Linked DNA regions of Homo sapiens: region 2 is linked to region 1. A link is a loop called in an ENCODE intact Hi-C map of the cell type or tissue named here. Cell type or tissue: transverse colon. All regions are shown on one strand.

Region 1 (8,000 bases):
AGTATAAATATTCCATTATCCAACAATTCCTGTTGTAATAATCTATCCCACATAAATAACAGAATGTGAATATATGTGTATATATATGTATGTACATATGCATGTAGTTAGGTAGGTACATATACACATACACAGAGTGATATGTACATATATATCTAAATTCCATTTCAGTATTGTTTATATTAGCAAAAACTGGAGGCAAACTAAGGCGCCATCTACATCATGCATCTTTTTAAAGGAAATGTATCATATGTAATAAACTAATTTTAAGCAAAAATGCAGGTTACACGCTGATATGTAACAAGAAGTGTTAGAAAGAGATTTGTAAAATAGATACACATATTGATATATGTATTATGATGCCTGCATAAGTAAAGCAGAAAGTTAGGAAGTACATATAACTCTCAGTTTTTACCTTGGTGCGACTGGAGGGGTGAAAGAAAGAACTTTAATCTCCTTACAAAATTTTTAGAAGAGCTAATGGTATGAGTAAATATGGGGTAAATATTTATTTTTTATAACTTTCTGTATCTTATAAAAAATTTGTAATGAGTTAGATATTTATCTGTATATTAACTATCTGGTTTGCACAGATAGACTGCATATTTCTAAAGATTTTAAAGGTAATATTAGGAGATAAACATCTCTAACATGTCTTCCACTGGAAGAAGGAAAACCATGATTTTTACATGAATATATCATTTTGTGTTTTATAATTTAACAAGGACACAACAGAAAAAGATATGAAGTCAGGCAGGATTATTTAATGCATATTGGTAAAAAAAAGACTAACACTGGTTAAAAAGATTAAAAAGTAACAGAAAAATGAAAACAAATGCATAAGATCTAAAAGAAAGGGACAGAAAGACTACCATCAGAAGATATGAGAAGATAGGTCGAATTATAAAAGCCATATTCAGGAAGTCATAAGATGACTTTTTGAATTATTAAATAGAGTGTCATAAAATTGATGAAAAGTAAGCCAGTTATATGCTTGCATGTACAAAAACAAAAAAATAAAATATATAAGGAAAACAAAGAGAAAAGATGCTTTTAAATCAATATAAAGTAGGATAAAGATGGTGGATGAAAAGGGTCCAATCTAAAGGAAATGAGAAGGGTAGATGCAAGATGTATAATTTCCACTTGCCAAATATTATAAAAAGACAAGTGGCAAGCTATGGCTGCACAGAAATCTTGCCTAAAAGAAAATGTAGAGGAAATAGAAAGCATCAGGGTCCCATAACCCAAGAGACAAAGGAATGACATGATGCTGAACATTAATAGACATAAGAGAAGCTGATCAAGGAATGATTCATATTCCACTTTTCAAGATGAGACGCAAACAGGAGTAGTAATAAAACTAATAAAATTTTGTCTTTATTGTATTAATCAGCATTTCCAAAGAAGCTCATTTGTGAAGAAGAAAGAAAAAAATTGTGGTATCTAAAGGGAAAATATTTTAAGATCTTGTTTAAGTTTTCATAAAAGAACAAATCTGTGATCATCCATGTAGCCTCTTTCACATTTTATAAAAATTGTATACCCAAGGAACTGGAAAAGACACATTCATCTAACATGGTTATTTCACTATCATTCTGGCCTCTCTGCCTTCAATTTCCTTGCTTCTTTCTTTCTTCTTCTTAACCCATGGTTTTGGATAATTATAGTTCATTTCTTCAACCCCAATAAGATTCTTTAGAGTATTTTGCTGCTTTATTCACTATGCACTTAGCTAACTTATGTTTAGTTGTTCTAATTAAAATGATTATTAAAATTATCTCAGTAATAGAAGACTTTTAACACTGTGTCTCTTTATTGATGGAAGGAAATTAAAAAGAAAAATTTATAAGGCCTTAAGATGTTGACTAAATTTGTAGTTTTGACAGTTTCACAAATTAAATTATTTTTAAGCAAAATGAACGAGCAATGTAGTGACAAATGTAAAACAAACATTGTTTTGGCATTTCACTGTGCCTACGATGAAGCACATGGCCTCAGTGGGGGGAAAAGGAATCAGAACGGATATCAGGAACTAAGGAAGGGACATCTGATAAAGTGACTGCAGCTCCTGGGCTGTGCTGAAGAACCCCGTGTTCTTGCTCTATCTCATACAGCCTTATTAAGGCTTCTTGCATGTGCGGGTCAGCAATAGGGAAGGGTGTACATATGTCAGCACAAAGTAATAAAGAATTTATTTACTGTGAATATAGATCCAAATAAATAAAATGCATACATGCTATGTACTATGCCACATACAAGGAATACAAAGTTAAACAGCAGGTGGACTTTTTCATAAAGCTTTCATAGTCTCTTGGAGAAAGACTGTGAACAGATAAACATAACAGAACATGGAAAGGGAGGAAGACCTGTACGAAAAAAATGTAGTTGGAATTAAGAGGCATTTCTGGCCTCCTTGCCGGCTGCCTTTAATTCTCACTATTCTACTGAACTTAGTTTTCTTTGCCTGTCCAAGGTACACAGCATTCTTGGCATCACACTCTTAAACAAATTTTTTTTTCTCTGTAGATTGTTTACCAATCCTTGCTTGCCTTTTATTTATTTATTTATAAATTTTTATAAATAGTAAGTATGAGTATTGTTTGATCAAATTAAAGTTGCATTTTTGTGTATATGTGTCCACATACAGGTATCTGCGGCCACTACCTAGAGGATGAAGAATAGCAAATGCATTTTCTGTATCTTAATATGGGCCTATTGAATTGCAATGGCTCTGAATCCTTCCGGTTTGATCTATACAGAGGCCAAAAGAAAAAAAAAAAGTTCCGTGAGTGGTAGTCTGAGAGATTTTCACCAAATAGAAAAATAAATATTCTTATTACATTAAAATTGGAATAAAGCTATAATTTGGGAAACATGGACCAGAATGTCCAAATATCATAAAAACATTGCAAAACAATTGAGGGTAAAATAGGTCTCAATAAGAATAGAAGCAAATAAAATGAAAAAAAGAGTCATTATTAGAAAAATTATGAAATAATAATTTAAAACACTTATCAGTAGAGTCAATTGGATTGACGGTAAATTGTTATGATGCAATAATCCAGTTAACTCTCTAATTGAGACACATTTTACCCTCATGCGTAGATTACTGCCCATACCTTAAGGTTTATATTGTAAGTTGCAAATGATTAATTATTTAAAATAATACTTTATATTATTTTTATAATTTATAAAAAAAATAGGTTTTTTTAATTTCCAAAAGAATCTGAAGTTATTTTATAGATATAGGACATAATATATAATTTTAAATTTTATTTTCCATTAAAGACTGATAATAAAGAGCAGTGACATTAAATCAAATAGAATATTAAAAACTAGAAATAAACAAACATGCTTAACATTTGGCATTCAAGAAGTTACTATATATGAGTCAGGAATCTTTCCTCTTGTCCTGTTTAGTTTTATCTTATGTCAATACCTCTATCAGTTTGGATTTCTGTTTTTGCCTTCTTCTCTGCATTTTCTTTGTAGAAGCAGTCTTACCCCTTTCCATCTACTTTCAAGTCTTCACTCAGCTGCTTCCTCTTTCAGAAAACGTTTCCCCAGTTGATCCAAGTAAGAGCCTCTCCCGTATTACCATCTTCCATTACACTAATTATGTTGTACTGACAGTATGTGTACACAATGTCTTTATTCGTAGACTAAAAATTCCTCTCTGTAGGGGAAAATTTCTTATCTATTTTTATATCCCCAGAGAGAAAATACTTGATTAATTATTTTGTTAAATATAAGTGTTACTAGCATTATAGTCATTGACAAATATGTACGGGTGCACAGATTCACTTCTTTGCCACTAGATGGCACTGTTAATCACCGTGGTGCTCTTGGATAGTGCCTCAAGCCTTCGTGCAGTTTTGATACCCTAAAGCTCTGAAAACTGTTACCTTAACTCACTTTGGAAGGGCAAAATCTGACCTAACTTGAACTTATTTTGTGGAATAATCTGACTTAACCTGACGATAGAATATTTATAGTCTTTTTTTTCTCTGTAATGTAAATATTAATATGACTGATTATAGGGTGCTATTCAAACCCCCGAGGATTATGTAACATTTAAATTAAGCTCCACATTACATTTCTCAAATACAAAAAGTTATGATTTCTGAAAACCAACTAGCTCAGGAGTTTTTGGTAGATGATTCTTGTCCTCCACCAACAATCCCGTTATTTTTCAGAAAATATTTTAATAATGATATAGAAAAGAATTCATTAAATTATAACCTATGCATCTGTGATAGCTCTAACCTCACCTATCTTAGCACCCAATTATGTTCCTATAAACCTTATTCTTTTTGCTTTCACAATATATGTCAATGTGAAAATTAAACTTTGAGAACATATGTACCTTTTTCTAAAATTTAACTGGTTACAAAATGTGGTCTATATAAAGATACTTCTTAACTTTTCCTGATTAATCTTGATTTTGTACCTATACTCTAGTATAACCGATAGTTCTATTTGAAGTTCGCTGTTGTTCAACTCTCTTATGACATATTTAAATTACATGCAAATGAGCTGGTCCCACATACATTTATATTTTTCTATATTATACAATTTTATAACTGTAGAAATATCTTCAGTAGTGCTTATTAGTATTCTAGTTTAAAATATTTCAACCAAACATGATATGAAAATAGATTTTCTAAAAGCTAACCCCACTCCTTTCCTCTTCTCCTCCAAGTTATAGGAATTTATTTTGAAATATTATCTGCCAAAATCTGTGAATACTGAAGTTAACCTTTCAAAATTTTTTCTTAGTAAGGTGACCACCAGATACCAGTTTCCTTGTTTCTTAATATGTGGCATTGCTTTTTCGTGTATCTTTAGTTGTTCTCAAATCTACGGCCTTATTTCTTGGCTTACTCTGAAAACTCCAATAAGGAACCAAGGGATGCACACATAATGTAATAGGAAGACCATCTGAGTATGAATTAGAATATCTGGGTCTTAGTCCCAGGGCACTTGCACAGTAGTTTGGCAAAATGATGCCTCCTGCAACCCTTCTGGTTCTTATAAAATGAGACTATAAAGTATGAATATTTCTGTCTGGCTTATCCATCTCACATTCTCATAATGATTAACAGAGTCATTCAGGTTGCTTCCTGCTTACCTGTAATAGTTACCTAGCTTGCTGAAAGAATTAGTGGTGGTTTTTCCTACTGTGAGGCCTGCATTTGTCAACTGGCTAGACTCAGACATTTTAATAACAATCCGAAACATCTCTTTGCACTTTGTAGTCTGAGGTAATCCAACCTGGAATATTTTGATTATCATTCCAGCTCCCTAACAAGTTATGCATTCTGGCATCCTTCCTACAAACCTTAGCATGATTTTGCTCTCTAGCCATGGAAAACATCAAAATGGATTTTGCAGGTAGAATCCACAGGTCAACCAAAAGTGTGGATATCACTATGGTTAAGAACACACTCCCTGGAGCCTAGGTCAGTTTTAAATTCTGTCTCTATGATTTACTGGCCTTGGGAAAATTACTTAACCTCTCTGTGCAGTTTCCTGATGTACAAAATAGGCATAATAAAAATATATTCCTCATAAATGATTTAATATATCTAAAGCACTTACAACTGTGCTTGGATCATAATAAATGTTATGCATGTGTTACGTGTAGTTTTATTATAATTTGAGATATAGTGTAATGACTATAAAAATATGAACTCTGAAACAAAATGGTCTGTTCTGAAATCCTGGCTACGTCACTTACTAGCTAAACATCCTTCCATGAGTCACTTAAGCTTTTTCCCATCTGTAGAAAAGGAGGTGTATAATAGTATATATACCTCATATGTGGATTGTGAAGATTAAATAATGTCTGTAGTAAACATAGTGTCGTGCATAGCACATAATATACATTCAATAAATGTTATTTTTATTACTAATGGATTAAAATTAGAAGGGTCTTAAATATGTCTCCTAGAATTCTGACAAGGGCTACAAGTGTTACATTGCTCTTATTTTATGACATAAGTTAGACAGGTAAGACTGGGAAAAAATGATATTTAAACTGTTACAAGTTAAATATAAACTGTCCATGAGATCCCCAAATAGAGATTTCAATTAAGAATTTGACATGAATCTTAGAAAGGTAATGTTAATGAAGTTAAAATTTTAGAAACCATCACTATGGAGATGATATTTAAATCCATGAAAAAAGAATCACCCAATAAAACATTAAACAGACCCGTAGAAAATTAAATCACCCAATGAGAGATTAAAGTCAGAGATTAAGGAAACCTTTTCTAAGCCCGTAGGAAATCCTGAATTTGGAAGTTAAATTGAGGAGTTAGAGAGCAAATGAGACAGAGAAACTGAAAACAGCAAGTAAACAAGCAAAGAGAGGAACAACAAATGCAGAACAGTGTGGAATCTTAATATCTAACAGAGGCCAGAACAAGCTATTTGTCAAAAGCTACTGTACAGGCAATTGAAGTAGGGAGGAAAGTATTCACTGGGTTTCATTATTTAAAGGCTGATCCAGCTTGACAGCAGGTTTCAGATAGAGTGGTGAGGTGAGGATGGAAGTTACTTTGTTTGTTTTGTTTTGTTTTGTTCTTGAGACAGAGTCTCATTCTGTCGCCCAGGCTGGAGGGCAGTGGCGTGATATCGGCTCACTGCAAACTCCGCCTCCCAGGTTCAAGCAATTCTCCTGCCTCAGCTACACGAGTAGCTGGGATTACAGGCGTCTGCCACCATGCCCGGCTAATTTGTGTATTTTTAACAGAGATGGGGTTTCACCAAGTTGGCCAGGTTGGTCTCGAACTCCTGACCCCAAATGATCTGCCCTCCTTGACCTCCCAAAGTGCTGCGATTACAGGCGTGAGACACAGCACCCAGTCAATGGAAGTTAATTTGAAACAGACTAAAAAGTAAGGAAGTGGGCACAGTAAGTTTAAACAACTTTTTGCTTACATTTAATAAGAAAGGAAGCAAAGAAGTTCAGGAAATCACTGTATAGGAATTTAGAGCCAAGGGAGGGCTTTTTGAAGAAAAATTCTGCTAAAATCTTATTATAGTTATAAATTGTATGCATACTTAAAAAGTTAAAACTAAAAAAAAAATAAGTAATTAAGGAAAATGGAAGAGATACGATAAAAGGCCATGTGAAGAAATTTGCCATTGACAGAGAAAGGAATTTATTTATTATTATAGGAGGTAGGGAGGATGACAAATTTAGACTCAACCAATTTTGGGTGATGAGAATAGAATGGGACTCAAATCTAGCAGTTTGTATATTTTTTAGGTATTATATGAGTCAGTGTTTTGTGAGAAAAAGATAAATCACTTCAAGATTTTACAACAGGAAGAACATAATGCAGGGAATTGATTGAACTGGTATGAAGGAGCTGAGCATCCACATAGGGAAACTGAGATAACAGAGACTGTAGACAGCAGAACATAACTATCACCTCTGCATTAGAGAAGAATGGAGGAGGAGGTATTACTAGTTCCAGGGACAAAGGTCACCCCACAGAAGCTGGAAACAGAGCCTGTCCACCCAATGAGAGCAGGAGTTGATACTGCTACTCCCAGAGACACTCCACTACAGCTTGATGACAGAGGACAAGAACAGCCCTGGCTTCTTGCTTCCTGATGTTGCACAATCTCCCACCAGTGCCTCACACTGGCAAAGCCAGCAGGCAACCACTTGTGAAGGAAACCTGGGAAATTCAGGCTTCAGGAGTGATGTCTATGCCATAGAGAAGAGGATGGAGCTGAAAGCAAACAGGGCCAAGGTGTCCACAAGTGTAAAGTGATCTCATTGGTGTGAACTGAGGAGAAAAAGAGATGAGAAGTGGGAAGTTTAAGGATCAAGAAAAAATGTGACATATGGTCATTGTGAAACAAGCACATGAACTTAATAGAGAAACAAAATGAGGCTAATTTTAAGTTAAATTATATGAAATTGCCATATTGTTAGGTCAAACATAAAATGTCGTATGGTTAAGACTGATAGTTTTTGC
Region 2 (8,000 bases), 830 kb after region 1:
AAACATTTAACCTGAATCATAAAAACATCATCATAACCCCTCAATCAGTTCCCAGTCTTGAGCAGATTTACAGACCCGGAACTCCTTGAATGAGGGAAAGCCAGGTCCCATTAAGGAAGGACCCTAGTACAATACCAAAAATTTATAATTTTAATCTTTCTTTCACCCTTCCCCAAAGAGACCTATGGTCTTTTATCAAGGTAACTGTGCATTGGTAAAAAGGAAATAATCAGACCTTTCAGGAACTACTGGCCAGTGTTCCAGTAGTCCCTGAAAGGTCTGATTATTTCCTTTTTCCATGAGACCAAAAGCATCACTGTGGCTCTCCAGTCAGAGTAGGGTCTTATGGAGGTCAGGTGATCAGTGGAGTTTTAGCTCAGGTCCAACTCACAGTGGATCCACTGGGTCCCCATCCATCCTATGTTATTTCCCTGTTGTGGAATGCATAATTGGAATAGACGTACTTAGCGACTGGCAGAATCTTCTCATTGGTTTTCTATCCTGTGGAGGGAGGGCTACTATGATGGGAGAGGCCAAATGGAAGCCATTAGAGCTGTCTCTACCTAGGAAAATAGAAAATCAAAGGCAATACTGCATTCCCAGAGGGATTGCAGAAATTGGTGTTATCATCAAGAACTTGAAGGAGGCAGGGTTGGTGATTTTCATTACATCAACATTCAATTCTCTTATTCTGTGCAGAAGACAGAGAATGACAGTGGATTATTGGAAGCTTAACCAAGTGGTGACTCCAATTGCAGCTGCTATACTAGATGTGGTTTCATTCCTTAAGCAAATTAACATAGCTCCTGGTAACTGGGAGGCAGCTTTTCATCATGAGCAATTCTAGGCCTCCAGACAAATATTTAAGAATGTGTCAAAATTATTTCAGTCCTATGGCGTAGTGTGGAGCAAAAACTATCAATGATAAACTTCATGCCAAACCTCTGCAGTATATATCTTACATGAATGCATAAGACTGAGCCCTGTCAATCGAAATCTAAATCTAAAAGTGCATTCCTTCCAGCACTGCTCACAATAGCAAAGACTTGGAACCAACCCAAATGCCCATCAATGATAGACTGGATAAAGAAAATGTGGCACATATACACCATGGAATACTATGCAGCCATAAAAAAGGATGACTTCATGTCCTTTGCAGGGACATGGATGAAGCTGGAAACCATCATTCTCAGCAAACTAACGCAAGAACAGAAAACCAAACACTGCATTTCTCACTCATAAGTGGGAGTTGAACAATGAGAACACATGGACACAGGGAGGGAACATCACACACCAGGGCTGGTTGGGGAGTGCAGGGCTAGAGGAGGGATAGCATTAGGAGAAATATCTAATGTAAATGCCGGGTTCCTGGGTGCAGCAAACCACCATGGCACGTGTATACCTATGTAACAAACCTGCACATTCTGCATATGTATCCCAGAACTTAAACTATAATTAAAAAACTTTTAAAATAAATAAATAAAAGTGCATTCCACTATGCCTCTTAGTAAAACTCATTGAAGAACATAAAAAGCAGATGTTGAGACATAGTTTTTGAAATGTGGCTCAATTATTTAAAATCTAGTATACTTTGACATACTGCTATATAAATGATAATAGCTAAGATCGATGTAAGATAATATGTGCAAGGCTTTTGGCTTAAGTACTTTTTAGGTACTAACTCATTTACTCTTTATAACAACAGTATGAGGTAGGTACTCTTATTTTACTGATTTTATAGATAAAGAAACTCAGGCATAGAGATGTCAAGTGACATACTCAAAGTCACAGAGCAGGCAAGTGGCATAGCTTTGGTTTATACCCAGGTGGCTTAGCTCTGGAATCTGTACCCCCATATTAGTTTGCTAAGGCTCCCATAATAAAGTACCACAAACTGGGTGGCTTAAATAGCAGACATTTATTTCTCACAGTTCTGAAGGGTAGATGTTCAAGATCAACGTGTTAGCCAGGCATGGTAACGCCTGTAGTCCCAGCTACTCAGAAGGTTGAGGCGGGAGTGTTGCTTGAGCTGAGGAGGTTTTGTGTTTTTGTTGTTGTGTGTGTGTGTGTTTTTTTTTTTTTTTTTTTTGAGATGGAGTCTCACTTCTTTGTCCAGGCTGGAGTGCAATGGCATGATCTCAGCTCACTGCAACCTCTGCTTCCTGGGTTCAAGCAATTCTCCTGCCTCAGCCTCCCAAGTAACTGGGATTACAGGCACGTGCCAGCACACCTGGCTAATTTCTGTATATTTAGTAGAGACGGGGTTTCACCATAATGGCCAGGCTGGTCTCGAACTCCTGACCTCAAGTGATCTGCCCACGTTGGCCTCCCAAACTGCTGGGATTACAGGCGTGAGCCACCATGCCTGGCCAAGCCCAGGAATTTGAGGTTGTAGTGAGCTTTGATGTGGCCTGGCCTACAGAGTGAGACCATCTCTAAAAACTAGCAAACAAAAACAAGATCAAAGTGTTGACAGGGTTGGTTTCATTCAGCTTGTCTCCTCAGCTTGCAGAAGGCTGTGTCTTCATTTTGTCCTAACATGGTTTTTCCTCTGTGCACACACATGTGTCCTAAGCTCCTCTTCCTATAAGGACACTAGTCACATTGGATTGGAGCTCACCCCAATGACCGAATGTCACCTTAGTTATCACTTAAAGACCTCACTTTAAATACCATAGCATTCTGAGTGGTATAATACATAAAGTTTGGAGAGGCATAATTCAGGTCATAAAAGTCCCTAACCTAACCTCAAGTGATCCACGCGCCTCAGCCTTCCAAAGTGCTGGGATTACAGGCATGAGCCACCATCCTGGCCAACATGGTAAAACTCCATCTCTACTAAAAATACAAAGATTAGCCAGGTGTGGTGGCTCACACCGGTAATCCCAGGTAGTTCAGGAGGCTGAGAGGCAGGAGAATCGCATGAATCCAGGAGGCATAGATTGCAGTGAACTGCGATCGCACCACCTCACTCCAGCCTGGGCAACAGAGCAAGACGCCATCTCAAAAAAAAAAAAGTCCCTAACCATTAAAATAGTGAATATTTTACCTATTATGTTTGTAATTATACATGTATGCACACACACCACACATTTGTGTTGAAGATAGTTGAAAATTGCTTAAAAAGTGGAAAGATTTTCTCCCTGGCATATGTTATTTTATATATATATAAATATGTAATTTTTATATAAATATATAAAATATATTATATATATATATAAATATGTAATTTTTATATAAATATATAAAATATATTTTATATATATAATATATATTATATATATTTTATATATAATATATATTATATATATATTATATATATAATATATATTATATATATATATGTAAAATAGAATCTCTTCATGGCACTTGGTTGGATCTAGCTATTGTGCCATAGGGTGTTAAATTAGATTTTGTTATGCCTAAATTTATTCAAGTCAAAATAGTCTGTACCATAACGATCATCAATAACTCCCAAGGATTCAATGCAAAACACCCGTCTGTAAACAAAAAAAAAGACTTGATTTTTGACATTTTGGAAAACTTCCCCCTTTGTTTAGATAGACTGCTGTGGTCATATCCTTGAGTCAAGTTGAATGAAACTGCTACAAATTAGGATCCAGATGCAAATGTGGGCTTTATAGCCAGCTGACACAATGTACGACCTTGAAAATAAAACCAAGAACACCATGCAGGAAGGTTTAAAGCAAGTGGAAGAGTAAAGATAAAGGAATTTGGCTGGGAGCATAAAGTAGGAATCTGAATAAAGGATTTTGGTCTGCACTTAAACTGTGTGCAAGCCTCATTTCATTTAAATGAGGTAAAAAGGCAAATAGATATGGCTATAAAGTGGGAAGCCTGAGCCGATGTTGCAGTGTTTAGCCTAAAATATTCTAGCTAGACACCCTAAGCATATTGCTTATATTTTATAAAATGAATTTGGTACAAATTCTTAAATATCTAAATTAAATATCTCAAAGTAAAATTTTGGGGATTATTTAGACAATCCTCTGGCTAATTTCAAGTGCTTTTATGTTGTTGATAAGAACAAAAAGCTTCCTTTTCTCTATGTCCCAAATTAAGACTGAAATTCATAAGCCCCCAAAAGCAATTTGTTGTCATTTTTCATAAGACTTACATAATATTAAAATATGCACCTATCTTCAGTAGCTATTATCCAAAAAGTATATAAATAAAGACAAAGTTAGAGGCAAAAGTTACTATCAAGCTGTAGTAATCCAGACAGTGTGGTAAAAATAAGGATCCACAGATGAATGGAATAGAATAAAGAACGTAGATATACACTTGCACTTACATAGACATTTGCTTTTTAACAAAGCCAATGAGGAAAGAAAAGTCCCTTGGAATACTAAATATCCATATTTTAACAAAACCCCTTGACTCACACCTCATACTATACAGAAAAATCAATTTTGGATCATAGACCTAAACATAAAAGCTAAAACCATAAAACCTTTAAAGGGAAATAGAATATTTTTATGACTTGGGGATAAGCAAAGGTACCATCAGGTACAGAAAGTAAAATCATTTAAGAAAAAATTGATAAATTATATTTCTTCAAAATTAAAAGTTTCTGCTAATTAAAATGAACATTAAGAAATAAGCTAAGACTGGAAGAAATATTCACAAAGAAATATTCACAAATAAAGCTAAGACTGGAAGAAATATTCACACCTGACAAAGGACGGGTATGCAGAATACATAGAGTACTCCTACAACTCAGCAATAGAAAGTCAAATAACCTAATTAAAACTGGGCAAAGTATTTGAATAGACAATTTATAAAAAAAGAAGTACAAATTGCCAATAAAATCATTAAAGAGTATACGATGTCAACTGTCACTATGGAAATACATATTAAAACCAGGAGACAAGACACTACCACCAGAATGACTATAATTTAGAAAGATAAACATTACCAAATGCTAGTGATGTTATAGAAAAACTGGACCTCTCATACATTTTTTGTAAGGATTGTATAATGCCACAACTAAATGCTAAATGCTAAAACTAAAGATATCCCTACACTATGGCCCAGCATTTTCACTAATAAGCATCTACTAAAGGGAAATAAAAGCATATATTCACAAAAAGACATATCCAAGAATATTCATAGCAGCTTTGTTCAGAAAAGCCTCAAAAAGGAAATAGCTCACATGTTCAGTTAGAGATTGGATAAACAAACTATGGCATATATAGTGAAATACTCCTCTATAATACAAATAAATGAATTATACATTGCATTCAACATGAAGGCTTAGTGAAAGAAGATTTAAACAAAAGGGTACATACTTTGTGACTCCACTTATAAGAAAGCCTAGAACAAACAAAACCAATCTGCAGTGGAAAAAAAAATAACATTGGTTGCCTCTGGAGAGTTGTTGGGGTAGGAATTTACTGTGAAGGTTATGAGAACTTTCTTACAGGAAGGTCACGTTCTATATCGTGATATGGGTTTGACTGTGTACAGATGTATGTATTTGTCAAAACTCAGTGAATATACACTTAAGAGTTGTACATTGTAGTATATGTACATTTCACATAAACACACACAAATATTGAACTCTAAAGTGCTTACATAAATAAAAGAGATTTAATGGATGGGGGATGGATTGATGGATGGATATGATAAAGCAAGTATACTAAACTGTTAATAGTAGGACCTTGTGGAAGATATACAGGTACTCATTTAAAATTCTTTCAATTTTGCTTTATGTTTGAAAATTTTTATAATGTTCAAAGAAAAATATCAAAAACAACAACAGAAATTAGTTTGTTCATGTTTCAGATAAAATGACATTTTACTGACAGAGACTGCCAGAATATTATTTTGGTTTGACATTACTAAGTAGTTTGTCTACTTATGCCAGAGTTGGAATGATTAATTAAAATACCCTTAACATACATAATAATGTGGTTTGAAACATTTATGAAACAATAATCTCAAAACTGAGGAATATGCTAATATTCACACTGAAAACTGAGGAATATGCTAATACTCACAACTTGACATGTAATTTGAATGTCTATATGTTTTAAAAATCTAGAATTTTGAGAAATTTGGATTTTTAATCCATATTAATCTGTATGAAGTTAACTCCCAACTATAACAAATTTAGCATATCAATAATTAACTTCTCAACATACATACAGTACAATAAATACTATAAATATATAACAGTCTTGAATAACTAAGCAATAGGTAACATTTTCAACACTAAGTAAACTTGAATAATAAAATGTTTTAGGGGCTGCATAGAGCTATGTATATGGATAAACAGATGCCTTTTATTCTAACACAAATTTGCTCTGAGGGATAGGCTTATTTTTATTGACAAGTTATCAATTTTCTCAGGATTTTAATAAAATCTTCATTTTTACAATATTTTTTCATTTTATTTACTTTTTATTTAAAACAAAATAGATTCCTAAGCAAATTAACACAAGATTTTTTTCCACTTTAGAGTACCTACTTTAAATTGTTTAATTTTAATTTTATTTAAATGTGTTCATTGGATCACATTTTACTAGAAACTAATTTGTTAAGGCCCAGATAACATGTGATAATACTGCAAAACTAATTTATTTTTCTTCATCCTCCCTTCTTACCCATTGATTTTTTTTTTCTTTTAAAATTAAGAAAGAATCAGAGTACTTTATCTGTCCTCTTCTTGTTCAAAACCCAAATGCTGCTGCGGATCATTTTGAAGGAAGGAAGCTTATAATAGCACCTTAAAGTAGAAAGTGGAAATTTGGTGACATCTTGTGGCCAAGGCTTTTCTCAGAGTGTTTCATGTCTATGTCTTAGAATTGGCTTTGTAGTAATGCAATTCCAACTGGTAAACTTACGCTTCTGAGGGTACTTGGAGACTTTCTGGAAAATTTGGCTGATCTAAAGAGTGTTAAGGCAATCAGTTTTCTGATCCTCAATGTCCTTTGCATTTTCCCCAACGAACTTGGTTTACGTGCTATACCATGTTTCCAGCCTTATTTCTTTTTTCTTTTCTCTTTTTTCTTTTCTTTTCTCTTCTCTTCTCTTCTCTCTTTCTTTTTTCTTTCTTTCTTTCTTTCCTTTCTTTTTTTTTCACAATTGCTGTTCTTCCATTTTACAAAATAAACACCTACTTCTCATCCCTTCTGAGTCTCACTATAGTGCATTGCCCTGTGGTATTAAAAACCTCTGGATGCTAGTCAAAGAGAATTTTCAATTATTAGTGTTTGTAAAGAGAAAGGAAATCACTATAATGATTGTTCAACAAAAGTTTTGTTAAGTCAAGTGGTTGCTAAACTATCTTTTAAATTATTTGATTCTAACAAAATTAAAGAAAAACTATGCTTTGGGAGGTCAAGGTGGGAGGATATCTCGAGCCCAGGAGTTCAGGACGAGCCTAGGTAACATAGCAAGATCCCATCTCTTAAAAAAAAAAAAAAAAAAAAAAAAGGAAAAAAAAGAAAAAAGAAAAAAATTAGCAAGGCCCGGAACACCTGACTGTAGTCCCAGGTACCTGGAGAGCTGAGGTGAGAGGATGACTTGAGCCTAGAGGCCAAGGCTGCAATGAGCTGTGATTATACCACTCTACTCCAGGATGAGCAACAGAAGCTGTGTCTCAAAACAAACAAACAAACAAATTGAAATAAGTTTTCATCTGATGCTCTGCTTACTAAAAGTAAATCTTGACAATAAATTACTATCTGATTATTTTCCTTTTGATCTAAAATTTGCATACATTAAAATGGACAAGTAAATTAGGAATGCATTTAAATTTGGATGATATTGTAATTTTGTCTCTACTTATAACCATAATTTGGGTATAAATCATGCTTACACCCAAAACCAACAACAACAAAAAATTGGAATGGAATTGATAACAAACCCTGACTTAGTCAAGCAGTAAGAATATTAATTCATCTCAGTAAATTATGGATTTCCAGTAAAATATGTGAACTAGTTAGGTTGTTTTGATCAATTATATGACAGTA

The links. Peaks named below come from ENCODE experiments on the same cell type or tissue, not always from the same donor. Only the 100,000 strongest peaks of a DNase experiment are listed, where the experiment ranks them.
Region 2: a loop joins it to region 1, with 16 times the contacts of the local background. A loop is called at or near these places in 25 of 110 quality-filtered maps.

Annotation. Positions count from the first base shown.
Region 1 is chr3:87,346,979-87,354,978 of GRCh38, forward strand. No RefSeq gene overlaps it. Among named protein-coding and RNA genes, the nearest start is that of POU1F1, 74 kb to the left of the region's middle. In transverse colon, a CTCF peak has its summit at 3,798 (motif pointing right); a DNase peak (open chromatin) is centred at 7,600; H3K27ac peaks cover 693 bases.
Region 2 is chr3:88,173,807-88,181,806 of GRCh38, forward strand. No RefSeq gene overlaps it. Among named protein-coding and RNA genes, the nearest start is that of C3orf38, 28 kb to the left of the region's middle. In transverse colon, no CTCF peak of the experiment used is centred here; no DNase peak of the experiment used is centred here.